Linked DNA regions of Homo sapiens: region 1 is linked to region 2. Evidence: chromatin contacts called from ENCODE Hi-C or POLR2A ChIA-PET data. All regions are on one chromosome and are shown on one strand. Each heading gives the region's core, a stretch centred on a gene start or an enhancer-like site at or near the end of the contact. The rest is flanking DNA. Distances are from core to core; before and after follow the strand shown. Region 1 overlaps DPF3 (double PHD fingers 3). Region 2 overlaps DPF3 (double PHD fingers 3).

Region 1 (3,911 bases), core at 11-2,510, 47 kb after region 2:
GTGAATGAGGACAGAGGGGAGGGAGGGAAAAGGTTCTAGGCAGAGGAAACAGCATAAGCAAACTCCCTGAGGCAGGGAGAGGAACACGGCTTGTCCAAGGAGCAGAAAGGCCAGTGTGACCAGTGCTTAGTGGCTCAAGGAGAGATGGCATAAGATGGAGCTAGTAAGGGGAACAAGTACCATACTACACAGGGTAACCCCATCTCCTCTTCCTTGTGGTGATGGGTCAAAGATCACAAATATGTTGAGAAGGCTGAGACAGTGGCACACACTGCACTGTTGTCTGATAACCATCGCTGTTTAAGCCGCCTCCTGGATGACACCTCTGGCCTGTCCTCAAAGCAGGAAGCCCGGGGTGAGCCACCAGGCAGTGATCTTCCACCACTGCCCCTGGCTAGAATGTTCTGCTCTAAATCACAGGGATCAGGACACTTCTAGTCACCCAATCCATCCAAAGAACTCAAAACAGGTCTAGTAAATTCTTCTTTGCCTTTTCTACTAGGTTTATTTGGGAATCCACCAGCTGACAGCACTTAAAGGGTCTCTGAGCCAGCCTTAACCATCTAACAGAGAAGAAGCATTGTCTGCTGGACATGACCTCTGGCCCATAACTAGGAAACGTCAGCCCCCATTCACAGTATAAGTCTCTTGAGTTCCTGACCTGTAGGTGGGAACACTAGCAAAAGCCGACTGAGACAGTGACAGGTCAAATGCTCTGCAGCCTTTGGGGCAAAGACATAGTATAAATATAAGGTCTGGTTATGACTGTTGTTGCTGTTCGTAGAACCATCTTGCAAACTTTCCAGGTCTTGAAGTCACTTAATCATGGTAAGTTCCAAGTGCCTCGAATTTAAAGGTCATAGCCTCTGGCATCTCAGTACAACTCCGACTCTCATTTTTCATTATAAGGGTATTTATTACCCGCAATATGGACTCTGGGTTGGAAGGTGAAAGACTGGTAGAGGCAGCTGAGCTAGTCCCCAGAGTGTCACATGGCCTCCATATCTGGGAGTAAACTGACTTCTCTTCTCCCTGAGGCTCCATCCTCCCTCTGCCCATCAGCTTCCCTGTGACTCTAAAGCCTCTGTCTATGCCCTGGGCCTCAGATGTGATGGCGGCAGACCCAGTGTGTCTGCATTTCCTGCGATGCGGCCCTGACACCAGAAGCCTCTCGACATAATTCAGGAGGAGCCAGGAGTTTCTAACAAACAAAGCTTGTTTCAGACCTCAGGAAGCGGAGGGGGAGTCCTGCATCAGGAGTCGCCGACGGGGGTGGGGTGTCCAACTACAAAGTCAGCTGACCCCCCAGTAACAGACATGCATTCCTTGTCCAAGGACATTATCTGGAAAATAAACACATTTTAAAATAACTTTTCTCCCTGTTACTCTAAACAGTCTTTATGGTGATAACAGCGGTTTGTGGTTGTGTTTAAAAAAAAAAAATCCTTTTTAAAGACTACATTATCTCTGGCCTGGAATACTGCAAAAATCTCCTGATTTCCCTCCTTCCATTGCTGGCCCCACATCCAATCTCCTCTCCATGCAGCAGGCAACAGGATCTTTATGAAATACAAATTCACGGCCCTGATCAAAATCTTCCAAATGGCTTCCTTCTTTATATCACATGGAACCAAAAGCCACTTCCCTGTCCTGTGGGAACTAGGTGGTCTGGTCTCGGCCCACCTGTCAAACTCCTGGGCTCTTTTTTCCCTGGCACAATACTCCGGCCACACAGGTCTTCTGTTCTCTCAACAAAACCAGCTCTGACCTGTCTTGGGGCCATCACACCCACTGCTCCTCTGCCCAGAAAGCTCTTCCCCAGGACCATCACTTTCCTGACTCTTCTCATCCCATAGGGTTGAGGTTAAATCCCTCAACTCGACCAGATGCGGTGGCTCACGCCTGTAATCCCAGCACTTTGGGAGGCCGAGGCAGGCGGATCACGAGGTTAGGAGTTCGAGACGAGCCTGGCCAATGTGGTGAAACCCCGTTTCTACTAAAAACACAAAAAATAGTTGGGCGTGGTGGTGGGCACCTGTAATCCCAGCTACTCAGAAGGCTGAGGCAGGAGAATCGTTTGAACCTGGGAGGTGGAGGCTGCAGTCAGCTGAGATTGTACCATTGCACTCCAGCCTGGGTGACGAGGCGAGACTCCATCTCAAAAAAAAAAAAAAAATCCCTCATCTTCCTCAGGAACTCTACTCTGATGCTGAATCTTCATACTGTTTGTTCTCATGGATTTTATCCTAAAATGCACTTATTTTATTTGTATTCCTTGTTTCCTGCCTGTGTGTCACATTCGAATATGAGTAGAGAGGATAGGTATCTCTTGGTCTCTGTGTCCCTAGCACCCAGCACAGTGCCTGCACAGAGGAAGCCCTCATGAAACTTTGGTCAAATGAATGAATGAATGAAAAAGCATAATCCATTCGCTACATGTGTATTTTAATAATGCAAAGTCAATAAAAACACGTAAACTCATTTGACTTATGGTCCTGGCTTTGTCTTCTAGCACAGTAGACAGCAGACCCATGCGCTGCACTCAGCAGACCTTCAGTTTACATAGGAGATGATGGTGACATGATGACGACAATACAGCACCAGCCCAGTGCTGCATGAGAAGAACTCAAGCCCACCACCAGCTTTAAAGGGAAAGGGACCCACATACCCAGAGCATCAAGGCTCTGGGCAGTGGCTCTGCCCCATGCATTGATTCTGTCAAATTACATGAACTAAGCAAAAAAATACTCTAGCAAGTAACACAGAGATGACAGACCTTGACTTCAAAATCTGAAAGTCACATACACACACACAAGGAAGAAAGCAGTAGGTGGCTTAAACACCAAAGGCAAGAAGAGATCCCTCTGGCTGGAGGGGAGATCAAGAAAGGCTTGATGGGGAAGGTGGCACTGGGGTTGAGTCTAAAAGATGAGTGAGATTTGTACACATGGAGATGGAAGAAAAGGCATGCCAGATAAAGGGCACAGCGGGACCAATGGCATGGAGGGAAGAAGGCTGAAGAACAGAGCGGCGAAAGGAGTAGTGGAAAATAAGCCTGAAAACTAGGTTAGGAATGGAGAGGACACGCCCAGGAAGGTCACGCTCATCCTTTTCGATTTATTTAGTGGGAAACAACAGTTTTTTAGCAGAGTTTTGCTCTAGAACAAAAGGACAGCTAGCAAAGTAGGACATGTCAGAGACGGGAAGAACTGGGGACAGGGCGATTCCTGGAATCTGTTCCCTCATGTGTCCATTCAACAAATATTTATGTTGCACCTGGTAAGCACCAAGCACTGTTTGGGTGCTTATGAGATATAAGCAAGCAAAACTGGCAACGGATCCTGCCCTCGAGGAGTTTACATTCTACTGGAAGAAAACAGACAATAAACAATAACATAATAAGTAAGTAAATTAGAAAGTACATTAGATGATGATAAGAGTGATGGAAAAGAACAAGAAAAGCAGAGTGGAATCGGGAGGCAGGGGCAGTCAGGGCAAGGGTGTGAGATGAAGTACGGCACGGTCAGGGACATCTTTGAGAGAAGAGGAAGGCCAGGCACCGTGGCTCATGCCTGTAATCCCAGCACTTTGGGAGGCCGAAGTGGGTAGATCACCTGCAGTCAGGAGTTCGAGACCAGCCTGGCAAACATGGTGAATCCGCGTCTCTACTAAAAATACAAAAATCAGCCAGAGGTGGTGGTGCGCAACTATAATCCCAGCTACTCAGGAGGCTGAGACAGGAGAATCACTTGAACCCAGTAGGCAGAGGTTGCAGCGAGCCGAGATTGCACCACTTCACTCCAGCCTGGGCGACACAGCGAGACTCTGTCTCAAAAATAAATAAATTCATAAATAATAAAAAATAAAAATTAAAAAATGAAGAAGGTGAGGGTGAGAGACAAGTGTACATC
Region 2 (4,180 bases), core at 905-3,404:
CCAAGGGGTGAGGGAGGTCCTAAAATCCCATGTATAGGCCCCGGTATGTGCAGGAGTGACATGCCAGGCCAGCTGGGGTGTGGAGGTACATTTTTAGTCTGGCAATGGCCCAGTATAGAAAGTGATCATGCACAGCTGTTTTATTTTTCAGAGAAATCATTTTTGCTTCAGTTTCTACTCTTTCTTACAACAGTGAGCTCAAAGCATCCTTCCATTGTGGTCAGATGGTGTGGAATGGACTAATTGCTTATGCACCTGATTTTCTTAAACATTTTGGTACTTGGGATTAGTTTCAGAGCAAGGGTTCTCCCATGGAGCTCTCCCAAACTTCAGCTAAAACATATCAGTCATGCCCTGGGGAGGGTACTGTTGATATCACCATTATGACCCTTGTTTATATTGAGTCTGTGTGCCTCCTCTCCCCGTTTCACATTATCATCTCTCCATATTAAATAGGTCTACTCCTTCAGGTTGGAGACCAGGTCTAACCCGTTGTTGGAACCCCTACAATCTGTGGGATGAGTGACTTTAGAGAGGGATGGCAGGGATGTTAGTGGGTGGCACAGTGATGCCCTGGGAGCACCGGATATCATTCACTGCCCCTGGTTTATTTCCCTACCAGAGGAGAGCTGGTCCATGTGTGCATGAATTGGTCTGTCACCTGGTCTCATGGCCAGCTCCCAGAGTACACAGAAGTCGGTAGCCAATGGCCCTGAGTCACTGGAAGAATAATACTGTACCCCTCCTGTGGGAGGCGAGACATCATTCTGCACCAAACACACAAGAACATAGAAGACAATGATTCATTGTCTCTTGAGAAGAGGATACCTGGTCATGCCTATCCACTCAGCTTCCCTTTTGTTCAACTGCGTATTGAAAGGAGAAGAAAAGGAAGCAGACATTTATCACACCACAAAACTGTGGCAAATCTTTTGCTGGATGCTTTATATATGTTATTTCATTGATTCTTGCAAAAACTTTGTGAAGTAGGGAATTTTTTGACAGATGCAGTAACTGAAATCCAAAGAGATTAAAGCGCTGGCTCCAAGCCTCGGTTGGGCTCTTCGAAGGCAGGTTTCACCCCCAGTTTGTCTGTGTCCCCAGAGATTGTGCCTCTAATCACACTTCTCTGCCTCCTGGGAAGTCCAGAGGTAAACACTTTGCAGCCATACCTTGCATATAAAATATTTCATAAATCTCTTTAGAGTCAACCTGATTCGCCCAATATGATATTTACGAAGCCCAAAGCTATAAAAATTATTGAGACCGGCCTGATAAAAGTGGAAATTCCCTTTGAACTTAAATTTAATGTCCCTACTACAGTAATCCATCCTGGGTGATCCTGTTTATTGTCATCTACTCTATGAAAACACTTCTCTGGAGAATTCCAGAGGCTCATGAAGGAATTTTTTTAAGTAAAGCTCACATCATGGCTAGGTTGGCCTATGGCCTGACCCAGCCATGAGCAATTTCCTGGTACTGTATATGAGATCATTATAAAAAAGATTTTACTACAAATAGGAAGCTCGCCCAGACCTTGTAAGTGGGATTTAAATAGAGATTTTGCTTCTGCTTATGGGAAATTGAGTCCCGCTTTATAGAATAAGATGACGGGGAGGGCAAAGACCCGACTGGCATCTCTATGGCAGCATCTGCGATGATGGATGTGGTTTTCTGTTGATTAATGTTCATGGGCTGAGATCATATAAGAGATACAAGTAAGTTGCTGAGAAAATAAAGTGAGCCTTAAGAGTTTAGAAATCTACCTGAGGGAGATAACTCTAAAAAGCTCAAAGGAAAAAAAATGGAAATCAGGAACAAAGTTCATGAAGAAAGTAGAAGAAAAATAACAGAAGGCAGGGAAGAGCATTCAGATAAATCAAAGCAAGAAAAATGAAAAGTGAAGCTTCACACAGCCCCATCACCACGCTCAGGGAAGCGAGAGCAGGCATTCTGGAAAGGTATCAGTGCTCGCTACAGGATTTTTGAGTTAAATCAGGTTTTATGTCTATGGCAAACAAGGCCCCAAATCTTCCATAAAACTACCGCCCAGGCAGCACCGCCTCTCCCCCTCCCAGTCGGATCTCCGCTGTGGTGTGCCTGCCACTCACAGAAAGAATGACTGGCAGGGACAAACCAGCCGTCGGCAACAGCCACTCGTCTGGGTTCTGCTGAGACCAGAGCTGCGTCCCAAGCATCCTAGGGAACAGGAAACTGGCCAGAAGTTCAGGCTCCTCCTTGGCACGTGCACAAAAGCATGGCCTCACATCCTGAGCAGACGCTCTGACCACCTGCCAGGGCCTGGTGTGCACAAATGCGCGGCCACGCTCGGTGCCCACCACCCACCACCCAGCCCCAGCCCCAGCCCCAGCTGAGCAGCTCCATTTCTGGAGCCTGCTAGCCTGGGAAGTTGGGGTGCACAGCCCTTGGGGAATTCGGGGGCAGTGAGCAGAGCCCTCTGGGAAGAGATGCGCCTCTCCTCGCCCCTCTCGTTTGTTCCCCCCGCCACCCTCCACAGGCTGACAGTTCCCGTGTCCCTCTACAGGTCTGACATGTTTCCATGGCAACCGGAATCCTGGGCTCCGGCAGCCTCCGCTCTTGCCACCTGTTATGACTTCATCTCTCAAGTGTAAAGCATGCTAGCCCCGTGCCACTTGGCTGTGCAGAGCGCATCTTCAGAGGACGACGGAGGGAAGGAAAGGGGAGAGGAAAGGAGGGAAAGCAGACAGGCAGCCCAGGCCGGCCAGGCGGGACGTGCTGGCTAGGCCAGTCCAGAGGAGGAAGCTTGGGGGCCGGAGATGAGAGGGTGGGGAGTAAGGGTGGACCCCGACGTGCCTTCCCTGCAGAATCAGGAGCAAGCCTCAGCTGGAGGCCACTGCCACAGCCTGCTACCTCGGCCTAGCCTTTAATGAGGGCTGCGGGAGGAGGGAGAGGCGGGCTGGGGAGACAAGGCGCCTGCGAGGAGCTCCGGCAGGCCCAGCGTGAAGCAGAGCCAGGAGAGGGTTAAAAGTGGCGTGATAGAGACTGTGGGGAAGGCTGGACCAGAGGGCAAAGGGAGCATCAAAGCCGGGATAAATGGCCTTAATTCTCATGCTCCCACTCGCTGGTCGTGTTTACTCATATAAATTATCCCCCAGGCCTGACACCTTTTTTCACTGCTTCCCTAGAACTGATGAAAAAATAAATCCCACAGATCCCAGGAATAAAAAGTGTGGGGCTTTCATTCAGGCTGGTTCTCCTTGGCCACTAATAGCAACTCAGGTCCCGCCCCAGGGCTCCAGGAGGAAGACAAAGGAAGGCTTCATCCCAAATGTGGAGGGGCAGGGGGCCTGGAAGCCTGGCGGGGAAGCAGACAGTAGGGCCCGCTCCCCACAGGACCCTCCAATCGTCAGAGCCCTCGACGGCAGAGAACTCGCTCTCCCCACAGGCCATCTTGCCACCAGCTCTGAGGACACCGTGAATATATGGGAAAGTAAAGGGGACTACGCTGGAGCGGATGCGGAAGGCGCTGAGGCCAGGGCTGCTGTCATGAGTCCTCACATTTATGGATGGGGCTGATAAACTGTCACACTCCGCACCGTCAAGGACAAGGTGAGAAGATGAGCTGGAATGGCAGCACATGCCACAGGAGAGCTGGAAAGGCAGGTGGCTAACAACGAAAGCCATGGCCAGAGGGCGGGCTTCTCTGGAGAGGCCTCTGCACACAGGGAAGGGCCCCTAGGCCCGGGGTTTTGACTGCGTTGCCGATCTAGAGGCAAGAGAACACGCTAGGTGATGTCCTGAGGTCCCTTTCAGGCCTATTATTCAAGCATTATAATCAGGTGAAGAAAGAGACAGAAAAGCCAAGTTTTCCACACCCAGAGGAACCCAGCCTTTCATCACTGTTCTATACTCATGTAAATGCCTCTTTGCCTGTTACCCATGTGCTACCTGAGGGCACATGAGTAACACCTGAGGGCAGGAACCATGTCCTTCACTGCGGTATCCCTGGCCCCTGGCCAGCAGTGAGTGACACAGAGCTGACAATCAATGCTGAGTGAAAGGATGGACAAATCATCACAGAGGCTTTTTGAGGGGAAAAAAAATCTGCCAGGCAAAGGGAAGTTAATGACTAGGAATTGAGTGGACGGAGAGTCCCCCGAGCACAGGGTGACCATCCTAAGTCCCTCTTATATCGGGG

The links. Hi-C counts contacts between places; a loop is a spot of excess contacts on that map. ChIA-PET counts read pairs that join two places held with the same protein, here RNA polymerase II (POLR2A). Pooled maps may share reads with other maps.
Region 1: a map of endothelial cell of hepatic sinusoid shows a loop between it and region 2 (4-fold over the local background). The contact joins two enhancer-like sites. A Hi-C loop is called at or near these places in 2 of 168 maps with a recorded cell type or tissue (astrocyte of the cerebellum and endothelial cell of hepatic sinusoid) and 1 of 50 pooled maps. POLR2A ChIA-PET finds 5 or more read pairs at or near these places in 1 of 52 experiments (BJ).

Annotation. Positions count from the first base shown.
Region 1 is chr14:72,725,416-72,729,326 of GRCh38, forward strand. All of the region lies in intron 4 of DPF3 (double PHD fingers 3), which reads right to left. Among named protein-coding and RNA genes, the nearest start is that of DPF3, 170 kb to the right of the region's middle. Within about 2 kb of position 1,261, at least 3 of the 41 ENCODE cell types and tissues checked have a DNase peak (open chromatin) inside an H3K27ac peak, as active enhancers do.
Region 2 is chr14:72,677,102-72,681,281 of GRCh38, forward strand. The region is part of intron 7 of DPF3 (double PHD fingers 3); the gene reads right to left. Among named protein-coding and RNA genes, the nearest start is that of MIR7843, 160 kb to the left of the region's middle. RefSeq lists an enhancer at 2,319-3,166. Within about 2 kb of position 2,155, at least 4 of the 41 ENCODE cell types and tissues checked have a DNase peak (open chromatin) inside an H3K27ac peak, as active enhancers do.